Regions from separate parts of the Homo sapiens genome. Here region 1 is linked to region 2. Evidence: read pairs that join two places in POLR2A ChIA-PET (ENCODE). Cell type or tissue: Panc1. All regions are shown on one strand. Each heading gives the region's core, and the rest is flanking DNA. Links, peaks and the distances in the headings are about the cores only.

Evidence for each region. ChIA-PET counts read pairs that join two places held together with the same protein. Peaks named below come from ENCODE experiments on the same cell type or tissue, not always from the same donor. Only the 100,000 strongest peaks of a DNase experiment are listed, where the experiment ranks them.
Region 1: POLR2A ChIA-PET joins it to region 2 with 7 read pairs; 2 of 35 experiments call an interaction of 5 or more read pairs at or near these places.

Annotation. Positions count from the first base shown.
Region 1 is chr15:75,871,752-75,877,913 of GRCh38, forward strand. UBE2Q2 (ubiquitin conjugating enzyme E2 Q2) reads left to right here. Exons shown (of 13, transcript NM_173469.4): 5 at 1,677-1,817; 6 at 4,436-4,520. Among named protein-coding and RNA genes, the nearest start is that of FBXO22, 29 kb to the right of the region's middle. RefSeq lists an enhancer at 1-536. In Panc1, for the core only: no CTCF peak of the experiment used is centred there; no DNase peak of the experiment used is centred there.
Region 2 is chr15:75,693,811-75,701,644 of GRCh38, forward strand. The region is part of intron 1 of CSPG4 (chondroitin sulfate proteoglycan 4); the gene reads right to left. Among named protein-coding and RNA genes, the nearest start is that of CSPG4, 15 kb to the right of the region's middle. RefSeq lists silencers at 518-812, 6,335-6,424, 6,555-6,604 and enhancers at 551-1,300, 784-933, 1,534-1,623, 3,550-4,299, 4,300-5,047 and 2 more. In Panc1, for the core only: no CTCF peak of the experiment used is centred there; no DNase peak of the experiment used is centred there; H3K27ac peaks cover 1,399 bases.

The DNA.
Region 1 (6,162 bases), core at 1,163-6,162, 180 kb after region 2:
TGGAGTCTCCTATGTCTACTTCTTTCTACACAGACACAGTAACAGGCTGATCTGTCTTGCTTTTCCCCATAATTATTGATAGGAAGGCCTTAAGCAGGGAATAGTGTGCTGAGGATATTGTTTGAGAAAGATAATGTTGAATTCTGTTTGGGATGTGCTGATTAATACTCAGAAAAAGAAATTTCGTGGATGGGAACATGACTGAGGTTGAAGGTATAGGAGGAAATACAGGCTAAAGGCATTTGTGAGAATTGTGAGGAAAACATGTAGGATGGAAGATCAGGGCTGAAAGGTGCACACAGGGAGAAGGGAGCTCAATGAAGTATGGAGTCATGGGCAGAGTTTGAGTGAGAACAGAACGTTATAGGGCTTGAAGAGATGGCATTCCAAAAAGGAGGCCGGGGAGGTGAAGGCTGCAGTGAGCCGAGATCTTGTCACTGTACTCCAGCCGGGGCAACGGAGCGAGACTCCATCTCAAAAAATAAAAAAATAAACCCAAAAAGGAGGCCTATTGAATGGATAGAAGGTAGTGATTAACCTGGTCTAGAAATCAGTGAATTAGCCTGCTTGGGGAAAAAAAAAAAGCCGAGATGCGTATAAACTACTCCTTTAGAGATTTTGGCAATTGAAGTAGAGAAATAAGGTAATTGCAAAAAGTTAGGATTTAAATTCTGCATAGATTTATATATGTGTAAGAACAGATAGTACGGGAAAGAAGGGAGCAGAATGATGTGAATAAAGATATTGGTCTAGGGGTATTCAAATTCTTTGTTTTCTTTTCCTTTTTTTTTTTTTTTTTTTTTGAGATAGAGTCTTGCTCTGTCACCCAGGCTGGAGTACAGTAGCATGATCATAGCTCACTGCAGCCTCAAACTCCTGGGCCCACATGATCTTCCTATCTCAGCCTCCTGAGGACCTGAGATAAAATTCTTTTTCTAACTTTTTTTCTAGTTATAAACGTCAATAGATGCTTACTACATAAAACTTGGAAATTAGGGGAAAGCATTAAATGCCTCCAGAGATAACTAAGATTAACTGAAATTAACATTTCAATGTAAGTTCTTCTGGTCTTTCTTTTTCTGTGCTTATTTCAGCGTAACTGAAATTCTTTCTATTCTTTTTTGTATTGTTTTTCATTTTAAAGTTTTTCGTTACAGGAGAAATTAGGCTATGTTAGTATTTCAGTGGCCTCTTAATATTTTGCTATTTTGCACATGCAGATTTTGTGTTTATTTTTGTGGCTGCAAGGTTGAAATAGGTATCCTTATGCCTAAATTAGTGTTTATAGTTTAAACTAGTTTCTTAGAATACAATTCTAGAAGTTGAGTTTCTGGAACAAACTAGGAACACTTAAGGTTCTTGACACCTGCTGCTAAACTGTTTTAAAGGTTCCTCTTAATAGGAGATTTAGAAGATGGCTTATTTGGTAATAGTTATGATTTTGTAAAGCTTTTAAATCTGCTTTACCCAGAGTCTAGATTTTAAATAAAATATAGGATATAAAAGGTGGGAGCCTCTTGAATGGAATGTGGGGGCTTTTTCTCTCTCCCTATAGGATAGTTACATTTTGTTTCTTGTTCCTCATTTGAGTCAAGAATAATTTAATGTTATTTTGGCATAAGAAACTGCTGAAGAAAAATAGGTTGAATAAGCTAACATTTTTCGTCTCTTTGTAGGATATAGAAGACTTAGATCACTATGAGATGAAGGAAGAAGAGCCTATTAGTGGGAAAAAGTCAGAGGATGAAGGAATTGAAAAAGAAAATTTGGCAATATTAGAGAAAATTAGGAAGACTCAAAGGCAAGACCATTTAAATGTAAGTGTGTGTAGATATCTAGAACCTGGACTTTTGTGGTTAAATAATTGTAGTTAATACCAGGCAATTCATTAACATGCCCATCTCAGCTGCCCTCTTCCTCCATTTCTGCCTTAGTGGTGGATTCAGTCATGTGTGTTTTAAAACAGGGTCTTGCTCTGTCGCCTAGGCTAGAGTGCAGTGGCACAATCATAGTTCAGTGTAGTAGCCTTGATCTCTCAGGCTCCAGTAATCCTGCTGCCTCAGCCTCCCAAGTAGCTTGGACTATAGGCACATGCCACCATGCCAGGCTAGTTTTTTTTATTTTTAGTAGAGATGAGGACTCTCTGTTGCCCAGGCTGGTCTTGAACACCTGAGTTCAAGTCATCCTCCCATCTTGGCCTCCGAAACTACTGGGATTACAGGCATGAGCCACCGTGCCTAGCCTTAGTCATATGTTTTGTTGCTGTAGATTACGTTTCTTATCTATAGATAGCCACTTTTTACCCTGTTCATCTGCTCTTCATATCCTGGAACCACCTGCTGATCCCTGTATTTGCCCCTTCCCGGCCTGTTTATGCTGTTTTCTCTGCTTACCTTCCTCTCATGGGATCTGTATATTCAAATTCATCCTCTCCGACAAAATACAATTCAAGTTCTTTCTCCTTCGTGAAGCTGACTTTGGTCTGTCCTGCTCTGACCCAACCAAAAGTAATTTTTCTCTTTTGACTTAACATCCTTTTTTTTTTTTTTTTGGATGAAGTTACGCTCTGTCTCCCGGGCTGGAGTGTGGTGGCATGATCTCAGCTCACTGCAGCTTCCACCTCCCAGGTTCAAGCAGTTCTCCTGCCTCACCCTCCTGTGCAGCTGGGATTATAGGTGTACACCACCACACCTGGCTAATTTTTGTATTTTTAGTAGAGACAGGGTTTCACCATGTTGGCCAGGCTGGTCTTGAACTCCCGACTTCAAGTGATCCACCTGCCTTGGCCTCCCGAAGTGCTGGGATTACAGGTGTGAGCCACTGTGTCCGGCCACAACTTAATATCTCTTTTACGTGAAGCAGCAGGATGTGAAAAGAACACTGAGTCTGGTGACAAACACACAATTTATGGTTTCACTTTCCTCAGCTCTAAAATATGGCTAGACAGTACATACCTTTTGGATGATTGCTATCAAAAATAAATGAAAATGATGTGTGTATATATATAAAATGCTCAGAGTAGGGAAACATCAAATGATTGTCTGAACACTTACTACTTTTTGCCTTGTGTTAGAGCTATTGACCAACTCCGTGAAATCTGAGTAGCAGTTACTTTGTCTTGGGCACAGGTTCCCCAAAACAGGGAATGAATTGTTAGGTAAGTAGATGCCAAATGTTGAAAACAGGTAGATTACTCTCCCTCCTTCAGTCTAATTTATATATTAATCTAATTTATAATTTTTAGTAGAGCAAAGAAATTTAGTCAAGCCCCCATATCTTGATTACTTAAAAAACAAAGTTTGTCATTTGAATTAATGATGACTGTACTTTATGTCTTGTGATCGATTCCAGTTTGAGTTATAGTCAAAACAACTATAAGTTACTGAACACTTTTGCATGATGGATACTATGCCAAGTACTTTATACTTCACATATCTTCACATTTAGTCTTCATAGCCACCGTGTGAAATAGGTATGCTTCATATTTTAGAGATAGGAAAAACTTCTCATATTTTGTAGATATGAAATGAGCTAGGAAACTTGATTTTTCCCCCCTTCAAAGTATAGTGCAATGTTTAAAATCTTTAATTTCACGTGACCAAAAAATAGTTCCGTTTGTATTTAGTCTTATGATAAGATATTGATGTGTTTTCATCTTTAGAGATGTCCCTGCACTGAAAAACTGAAACCAGTCGCATGTAGGCAGATGTTTCTCAGTGTCTTAATGTGCGAACTAGACCATCTGTGTAATATTCTTGTTTGTAGTCTTATGAATGGAACTCTATTTTAGTAAATAATGTGTCACCTTGAGTGTCTTCTAGTATTTTCAAAAATTGCTGGGGTTTGGAATAGACTCATACTGAATTCTTTGTTATTGTGGAATCCATGGTGGTCTGGACATGTTGGCTAGACTTTTTCACATGAGAAGAAATAGGAAATGAACTAGACTTGTGCCTAGTTTTAATATCCTCTTGAAACTTCATAATGCTTCATTTAATTGGGCTTTTTTTTACTTCTTAAAATGTTGAGGTTGGGCACAGTGGCTCATGCCTGTAATCCCAGCACTTTGGGAGGCCGAGGCAGGCAGACCACGAGGTCAAGAGATTGAGACCATCCTGGCCAACATGGTGAAATCCCGTCTCTACCAAAAAAAAAAATACAAAATTTAGCTGGGCGTGGTGGTGCGCACCTGTAGTCTCAGCTACTTGGGAGGCTGAGGCAGGAGAATCTCTTGAGCAGGGAGGCGGAGGTTGCAGTGAACTGAGATTGCGCCACTGCACTCCAGCCTGGGTAACAGGGCTAGACTCCATCTCCAAAAAAAAAAAAAAAAAATGTTGAGTGGTGATCCATTTTTGCTGTAATCTTTTAGATCAGGTTGAAATATCTTAAATCTTAGCTCAGCAGACCCTGGTAAACAGTGGCTTTTGTGTTTCAGGGTGCAGTGTCTGGGTCAGTGCAAGCTTCAGATAGACTTATGAAAGAGCTCAGGGACATATACAGATCACAGAGTTATAAAACAGGTAAGGATCTCTGGATCCCTGCTCTCTTTATGATTCTTCTGCTCTTTTCTATTGTCAGATTATAAATGTCATTTCTTAAAACTGGACAGAAATGGAAATGTTTACTAGCTTTATTTCAGGAATGTGAAACTCAAATGCAATCAAGTTCCAAAAGATGTAGGAGTAAAATAGGATGAGTTTACTTGTCTTTTGGATTTTTAAAAAATGTTTTTATAGGTCCATTGGAATTTTGTCCTCTTCTTGATAAACAGTGAACTCTTACATGATTTTTATCTTCTGGGGAAAGCATGAGCGATATTGCTTGGAAAGTAAATAAGAGTAAAACATTTCATTTTACAGAGAATAATTGCCAAGTTGATTTTTATGATTCCCCCCCATTTTTGAAAGCAAGATAATCAGCTTTTATTGTAAAGATAGTTATGTTATTACCTTTAAAATATATAAGTTTTTAAAGTTTTCATTTCCTTGTTTGACGAGTATTCTTACTCAATATGACTTGAATGTTATGGAACCTCTCTAACTAGAGGTAAAATTCTCATATTGTTATGGAGATTCTAATAGTATTAAATAATGAGCCAAACTTTAATTTGAAAAGATAGCATTGGTTGGGTGCGGTGGCTCACACTTATAATCCCTGCACTTTGGGAGGCCAAGGTGGTCAGCTCACCTGAGGTCAAGAGTTCAAGACCAGCCTGGCCAACATGGCGAGCGAAGCCCCATCTCTACTAAAAATAAAAAATTAGCCGGGTGTGGTGGCGCACGCCTGGTGATCCGAGCTACTCAGTGGTCTGAGGCAGGAGAATCACCTGAACCCAGGAGGCAGAGGCTGTAGTGAGCCAAGATTGCACCACCGCACTCCAGCCTGGGCAGCAAGAGTGAGACTCTGTCAAAAAAAAAAAAAAAAAAAAAAAAGGGTTATGACCGATTCAATTCTAGCATTATGACCGATTCAGGAATTCTTAGCGTGAGCAAATCAAAATTAATTAGAATTTGCTTAAAGAATAAAAACAAGGAAAAAATCCTTGCTTTGTAGTGTGCAGGATAAGCCAAACTTGTTTCTGAGTTGTTAGAATTGTGGGTGTCCTTACGGTTTTTTGTGTAAGAAGTCTAAAAGTTTATCTGTAGAAACCTAATAAAGTACAAACATTTGAATACTGGTTTTATTTTTAAATGTTAAATAATCATTTGTTTCAGCATTGTTTATATAGAAAAAAAAAAACAGATACTGGGTGGAATTTGTTAAAGCATATCCATAAAATAAACTACCACAGAGTCATTAAAAAGATTGTGAATAGGTTTATGTATACTAACTTGGAAAGATGTCCCTGAAAGTTGAAGAGAGATTATAAAACAACATACGTAGAAGGATTCCATCTTTGTAGAAATGTGTGTTCATGGAAGAAAAGTCTTAAGTACATATGATTTTGCATAATCTTTTTTTCAGTCAGACTAAACGGTAAGCAGTTTTTCAACTCATTAAAGAATCTTCTCAGTTGATGGCTGTAATTATCTGTTAAGGGCATAAGATACTCAGCTGCAGTAGTGTAATATTTACTATATAGCTTAGTTGTTCCATGTTTTAAGAGCAAAATTTCTAGCTTTCGTTGGCTATTTAGTGTATACATTTATACCATAGTAATAG
Region 2 (7,834 bases), core at 1,171-6,170:
GTCAGCATGGCCCACCTATCCCCGCTTCTCTCTCAGGCCATTCTTCCAGCTGCCATTGAGCGTCGGGGCAGGAGCTTATTGGCCTGAGTCTGCCAAGGAGCAAAGGCTCTGAGGCCAGATGGGGACCATGTGCAGTGTCAAACCAAAGTGGGCCCACACTTCCTCCATTACCCTTGCTATTGCTTCCTGCTGGAGAGCTATTCACAGTCCCCGATGAGCAGTCAGATCCGGCCCCATTGTTTCCACCGTGGCCAAGGAACCAGGGATGAGAACAGCTGAGTTCCTAACTTCCCCAGGCCACCACGCAGGCTGAGGCTGAAGACAGGGCTTGGGAGGGGCTGAGGGTCTGCTGGGCAGGCCAAAGAGGGCCTCCCCAGGCAGAAGGCCATGTCTGGGCTTGCCTGGGGTTAGTGGTTCCTATGCAGGGCCCGTTCTGTCCCATACTGGGACTCCTCCTCTTTTGAATTGCTGCTTCCTCCAGTCAGTTTCCCCAGATTAGCCTCCCTGACTTCCAACCCGCTGCCACAATTTCTGGTCCATGCCTTTTGTGGTGATAAGAGCCAAATATAACTTTGACTTTGCCTGCAGATGTCCAGGGCTGGGGGGTAGAGAAACACGGGTTAAAAACGGTGATTCATTCCTGTTGGGCTTCCCTCAAACCCGAGAGCGAGCACAGGCTGACGGCCTTGATAGGGATAATCCGGCACCAGCCCCATGTGCTGGTCCCTGGCCAGCCTGAGCCAGCTGCCATCCGCCTGAGTAAGCAGCTTCAGCCGTTGGAGGAGTCGGAGACTTGTACACCCTAAGGGCAGCCAGCCCCACTGGGAGGGATGTCCAAGAAAGATCCCGTAAGAACCCCTTGGGCTGAGTTAAATCCCCTCTAGTTATCTCCTCCTGCCAGCACTGCTGGCAATACCAGCACCTTGTCTGGGAAGCTACGGGAATCAAGGGAGCCCTGCAGACCATCTGCGCGGGGGCGGCCCAGCTGGTTCAGCAGAGCTTGGCGCCAGCAAGGGACAGACCAGGGAACTGCAGGTGGCGGCCACCTACCGGGGTGCCTTATCTGCAAAGACATTGATTCCTAAGAGCAAAACACAGCACACTAAAGTGAGGGAGGCCATAGCACAAGGGGTGGGGGCACATGGCCCTGCAGGATAGAGCCACCACCGTCACCTGCTGGAGCGGCTGACAGCAGCTGCCAGGAGTCTACTGTTGAATTTTCAGGAATTTTGAGAGCCAGGTGATACTGCCCACAGTGAGAACATTTATACCAGGAAAAGAGGCAAATACTGCAAATCAGGGTTCCCCCTCCCCAAGAAAGCCCATTGCTAAACATTTACCTATCCAGCACCCACAGAGAAGGGGGCACATGTCCCTGCCCCTACCCACCCTTGCACTAAAGGTATATGTAGACCCGCCAAGTCATGGTCAACATCAGGGCTCTGGGCCAGGCAGGAACTGAACTAGATGGTTGGCCCTAACCACTGAACCACCTGCCTGCAGCCCCCTCCCAGCAGAGGAGAGTAGAGCCTGTTTGGCCAGAGTGGGAGGGTGGCAGGAAGTAGAGGTACTTTCCAGAGCGCTGGGGTCTGAATGGGTCCATTGAGGGGCTGGGCCCTGCTGCTTCCTGTGGGGCTGAGCGGGAGGGGCTCACACAGGCTGTCTTGTGCTGCTGGAGCGCGTGGCCAGGCAGCCCCCCACCCCAACAGAGGCCTCTGAGGCCTTGCTGGCCAGGGCTCTGGAAACTCTGACAGCGCCACTCCCTCCACCTCCTGGTCTCCTTTTTTCTGCCCCTCTTACACTCTCTGAGGGGCTTCAGTTGCAAGAACTCAGAATCCCTGTCTTGGAGGTGGTGGGGGGGCAGTTGAAGAGGGGCTTCAAATGGAGAGGGTGTGCAGAATTAAGATGTAATAAGCTAGGAGTCAATCCAGAGGACTTCCTGGAGGAGGTCACGGTGGTGTACAGACACAGAGAGGGAGGAATAGGCAGTCTCAGAGGACAGCAGCAAGGCCGAGTGAGACTGGCAGGAAGTACACAGGTCCCCTTTGGGTGGGGCTAGGAGGGTTTCTGCTCCATCACCCGCTAAAGCCTCTGGCTAACTTGAAGGAAGAGAAGTAGAGGGAAAAGTAGAATGGGTCAAGCTAGGCTCGGCTGCGTGACTGGGGCGGGGGGATGGAGGAGGTTGTGGGGAGACATTGGCACAGGCTGGATCAGACCTGCCGTTGATTCTCCTGGGTCAAGAGGACCCATGATTCATCAAAACAGCAGACCAAACCTGTAGCAGCCCCATGGGCTGCCCTCTGAGCCAGGAGAAGGGGCCCACTTCAGGCCTCAGTGTCACCATTCTGTAAAATGGGCACAGTCCCTCCCACCCCTTCCCCCTCCTGACTGTGGGGATTAGTCCTGGGGGTCTCTCCCTGATCTAGGAGTTTGCTGTCCATATGGATGTGGGGAAGGTTAATGGCATGGGGTGCCTGGAGGTGCCAAGCCTTGGGCATGAGAGGAGCAGGATGCCCCACAGGTCTGGGGGCCCGTGGGAGGGGCAGGAAGAGTGCTGCGTGTATGGGTTTCTCTCTCTGGAAGGCGCGTCAGTGGGCGTCCAGGGCTGTATATTAATAGATGTGTATTTGTGTGTGCGCAAGCATGTGGGTGGCTGCTGGGGGTGTGCTTTGGGTTTGCGTAAGGCTGTGTGTTTGTGTGTGTGTGCGCGTGTGTGGGCCGGGAGCTGCCAGGACAGAGCAATGATTGTGCCCGGGCCTGTCCTGCCCTTCGGTGCCCGCCTGCCATTACTTGGCTGGGCCTGGCTCCATGAAAGGGGCTGTGTGTTCTTGGAGGGTTCCTGCCCCTCCTGCTCAGCGCCCATAGAGAGGTTTGCTAAAGGTGGGTACATCCTCAGGCTTCCCACCCTTCCTCCCCATAAACAGGGCACTGCTGTCTGGGCCTGAGGGTGGGGTGGCTCCATCCTTCTTCCTGAGATCTAGGCCTGGGGGCACAGAAAAAGCCTGTTTCCTTCCCTGCCAAGTCCCTTCTCAGGGGCTAGAGGAAACCTCGGTCAAGGTCCCCAGCAAGCCCCCTCTGTCAGGGCAAGGGCTGCGCTGGCATCTCCGGGCTCCCCGGAGGCACTACTAGGAGGAGTGTGGATGGGCCCCTGAGGCTTCCAGCCTGACACCCAGCCCTCTGTCTGACACCAGGCTCCGGGGACAAGGAGTCGCTGTGAGGGGAACATCTCTGCCCATCAGGCCCGCCTCCCCCGGCCAGGGCCCCACCTTCCCCAGCCAGGCCAGGGCCGGGTCTCAGGCACAGATGCCTCTTCCAGGCTGAGGGCTGCTGTGGGCTCTGTTCCTTCTGAGTCCTCAGAAGGCTGCCTGTGTCCCTGTATCTGCCCCATCTCTCCTTCGCCTCCGGCCATCCCTGCTGCCAGGCTCTGCCTCTGCTCCCCCTGGTCTCCCCCTAGCTCTTTGGCTCCCTCTTCCCTCTGCCCCATCCTGGCTGTCCCTGGGCACATCACCCTTTGCTCTAGGACAGTCTGGAGGGCCCCGGCCTGGGGCCCCACCCTCCATGGGTGCTGAGTCCCACAGCATCAGCATTCTCTGTAGCTCAAGCCTGCTGCAGGGCACTCAGCTTCCACCTTCCAGACAGACAAACTGAGGCTCCAGAGGAGAAGCGATTTGACGAAGAGAAGCAGAAAGAGATCCAGCAGGTCCCAGCACCACCCGTGTGAGCCCTACCCACCCAGGCACCCCCACTGTACCCCACTCTCTGGCAATGGATCCCTGTGTGCCCCACTCCCGCCATGTTCCTGGTTGCCTGGGGGCAGCCCCACAGCCAGGCTGCGTCATGGGAGCAGCAGCATTCCTGGGTGTCTGCTGCTGCCTGACTTTATAAGGGAGAAATTCTGGGAGCCCGGAGCTGCTGGCCCGTGGGGAGTGCCTGGGCCCGTAGTTGAGGGTGAGGGCAGGAGACCTGGACATCTGTATGTGGGGGAGGGACACCCAGTGCCACAGAGACAGAGCAGGAGGTGAGAGGTGGAATGCGTAATAGAGACCCATTCATTCATTCACTCAATCACAAATACAGCAATACAGTGATGGGAATGGAAGAAGACAGCTAACATGGGAGAAAGTTATTAAAACTGAGAAGGAGAAATCAAGATGCCCTCCTCCATAAAGACTGGATTCACATACAGACCAAGGCCTGAGGAAGGAGACGGAGGAGGAAAACTCGAGGGAGACAGAGAAGGCGGGATGTTGGCAGCAAGCCTGCTGCTGTGCACAGGAGTGAGGAGGGGATGCCCAGCCAGCCTGCTGGGGAGGGAGGGCCCTGCTCCAAGACGAAGCCAGACTTCTCCATCACCGCCCCTCGGGGTTTGGCACCACGGCGGGAGATCCTGGCTCCAGGTCTGGGCAGGCAGGGGTGAGGGAGTCTGAGGGGGCTGTGGGATGGGGTATTCTGGGAGGGCCAAGGCCGGGATGAAGGGCTCTCTGTCTCCCCTCATAGGTGTGTATGTGGTGGGGCGGGGGGTGGTCGTGGCCCACCTGGGGGCTGAATGCCGGCTCTGTGAGAGCATGGACGGGCCAGGTGTGCTTCCCCAGCAGCGGACCCTCCCTGAGGTCACCTGGCCCTCTAGACCTCAGGTCAGTTCCCCTCCCCTCCCCTTGCACCTCCAAGGGACTCCCCGATTTTACTTCCGCCACCAATCTACTTCCAACCAAGCAGGCAGGGCATGGGTGAGTGTGTGCAGGAATGTGGGTCAGTGTCACATGTACACACGTGTGTGGCGGCAAGGCAGGCGAGGAAGGGGTGCGCTGGGTCCCTGGTCTGGCCCCACTGTGGGCCCTGGATACCGAGACATAACTGGGGGTCCCCTCCCCAGCACATTGGTCTCCCTGGGCTCCTCAGGCAAGGGAGAAGCTGTCTGGTGTGCCTACTCAGGGGTGAGCCCCTCTCAAACCTCCTCCCAGCAGACTCCCCAAGGCTCAGCCACCCACACTGAGCTATCACCTTCACCCAACCCTGTTACTCTGAGGGTAACAAGGGGGTAGGTTACAGGGGAGACTTAAGGTCAGACTAAGGGGAGCGACCTGCCCAGTGATGACACTGGGGTCACCAGGGCCCAGGCCTAGAAGGCTCATCACTGGCCAGGGTGGGCTGCCTGGGAGACGCTCACACACCTGCAGACCCCTCAGGGCTCACTGCTCTTTAGCAACTCTTCCTGGCTGCTTCCAGACTGGGATTCCACCACCCAGGGCCATCCCCGCGGCCCAAGGACTGCCTGCTCCTCTCCTGTCCCGTGAGCTACCGAAATGCGGACAACAGTAGGTTAGTTCCAAATCCCATGGAGCTTACAACAGCAGCCATCATCTCAGGAGACACTGCTTTATCCCAGTGGGGTGCTGGAGTGCTAGGCACCTGCTCAGGTGACTGCCTCCACGTCTAAATGCTGCAGAGACCTCTGTCGGGGTCAGGGCAGCACCAAAAACTCTTGAGCCAAGAGACACACACTCAGGTCAGCTGACCTTCTGTTTAGTTGCCTTTCTGGTCCCTTGCAAGGCCAAGGGGGCCAGGGAGGAAAACAGTTTCCTCAGCTATTGGCTGGGCCCTGACCCTGGTCACTGGCCTCAGCTACCATCCTCTAACCAAGCGCTTTGAGTCACCCACGTAGAGGGGCATGTGCTGGGGAACATTTCCAGTTGAGGGAACCCGTCTGGAAGATGAGTGGAAGCAGGGGCAGGTGGGGTGGGAGAAGCTGAGCTTGGTCCACAGAGGCTGATAGGGGCTGCACCCTGGGCTCCCAGCCACATGTCCCAACCCTGGGGCCTTGTGGAGCACAGAGGAAGCAGGAGGGGAAATGAGAGGTTTTGAGGGAAGAAGCAGCCCAGAGTCCACCCAGGCGGGAGGGCTGGGCCGGGGGAGGAGGAAGCGGGGCCTCAATGGTGTCTTTGTGGAAGTCTTGCTGCTCCCCAGGCCTCAGGCGAGGAGGGTGGGGTGGCTGCGGTGGGGAGCGGTTCCAAGAGGCTTTTCCCTGCCTTATAATCTTCCCTCTTGGACAGGGAGATGGGTGGGTTTCCAGGCTCCATCCGTACCCTCCTTTCCCCCACTTTCCTGGCCCTAGAGGACCTGGGACCCTCACCTCAGTGGACCCAGGCTGGGGTAGGGTTTCTGGCAGGGAAGAGAAGAGTGAAGGACCCTCACTTGGCACTGGGCCTGCACAGCCCCCCAGCCCTAGCAGGGCTCCTGGGAGGCATCTCCCATGTTACAGGTGAGGAAACTGAGGCTCAGAGAGGGCAGTCCTCCGTGCTAGCCTGTGGAGCAGCGGCAGGGCTGGGACTTAAGCTCCTGTGGGTGTGGCTCCAGAGCTAGGGGCTGTGGGTGTCAGCAGGGCACATGCACCGTGTGTGCACCCAGAGAGGCGTGGTGGGTTTGCTTGCTGCCTGTGAATCGGAAGTGGAGCATCTGCCAATGGCCCCAGTGGGAGGAGGGTGTGAGAGCTGGACCCCAGCCTGGGGAACACACACTCTTTCCCTTCCTGTCCCCTGGGACTCTTCTGTCAGGGCCGGGTGGAGGGGGCAGCGAGGAGGGGGGGACAGCGAGGAGGGGAGGGAAGCATCTGCTCTCCTTGGGCGGTTTGGCAGCCCCTCCTCTGTGGCTCTGGGGCTGGCCGAATCGGGAGGGCCCTTCTGCAGGGGCTGGCGGGGGATGACTAGGTCCAGAAGCCAGTGATAAGTGCCAGCCCTGCCCACTGGTGACTTGGAGGTCTGGGAGGAGGGTGGAGAGACAGGGGTCTGGGTGGGAGCTGCCCCCAGGAGGCTGAGGGCCAGGCTCTCTCCTGGGCTGTGTCCAGGACCAGGCAGCCCATGGCTCATCTCTGAGTTCCCCTTGGCTCTGGCAGCAGAAACTGCTGAAGACAGGGCTGCTGGGGCGGCGTCTCGGGGCTTCCCCAGCCTGGCGGGCTGGGTCTGGAGATAGTGAGTGTGTGAGTTGGGATGGGGGAAGAACAGAGGAAATGGTGACTGTGGGTCTGGACGGCTGCCTGGACCTGAAATCTGGTGGCACAACTTGTGCACAGTAGCCTTGTGTGCCTCCTCCTCAGTTCCCCCATCTGAATACAGAGGGTGGGCTCACCCCACAGACAGAAGTCCATGTCCAGGGCAGAAGCCTGGGTCAGGGCTCACACCCCCAGCACACACACAGGGCTCAGAGCCATGTGCTTCCATGCTTTCCCTGGCCTCAGTGTCCCCATCTGTAAAAGGGGACCTGGATAGAGGGACTGACACACATCTGGCCTCTGACCAGCCCAGCAGACTGGCAAGAGGTGTGGCCACTACCGTGGGTACAGTAGAGCCACCTCTGGCCTAAATGGCCACAGGTCTAGCCAGACTGGAAGCTCTTGAGGACAGGACCAGGGCCCACATCTCCTTCCCAGGGCATCTGTGCAGCAAGAAGGCCATGGACCTGTGATGAGGGAGGTGATGTCAGCATCTAAGGGAACGAAAGGATCAAATGAGATGGCATTTGTCCCGTGTGAGGGTTTTTCTATCAGGCAGAGCTGTCCCACCACAGCAAGTCCCAGCACTGGTGGTGCTCCAGTGGGAGGGCGTTGCCGGGGGGTGCACCAGGAAACCTCAGTGTCCTTGCTAGTGAAGCTCTGGGCTACCCAGGCCCATCAGAGATCCCGAGACTGAGACCTCTCTTCCTGGGCAGGCCTGACTCCTCCTGGAATAGGTTCCTGCCTAGCACCCCCACCTGCCAACTGCCTGGAAGCCTGCAGCCTGTGGGCCCCCCCTGGAGCTGTGCCCACCGCCACCACACTCCCTCTGGCCCTCCTTTTCTCTCC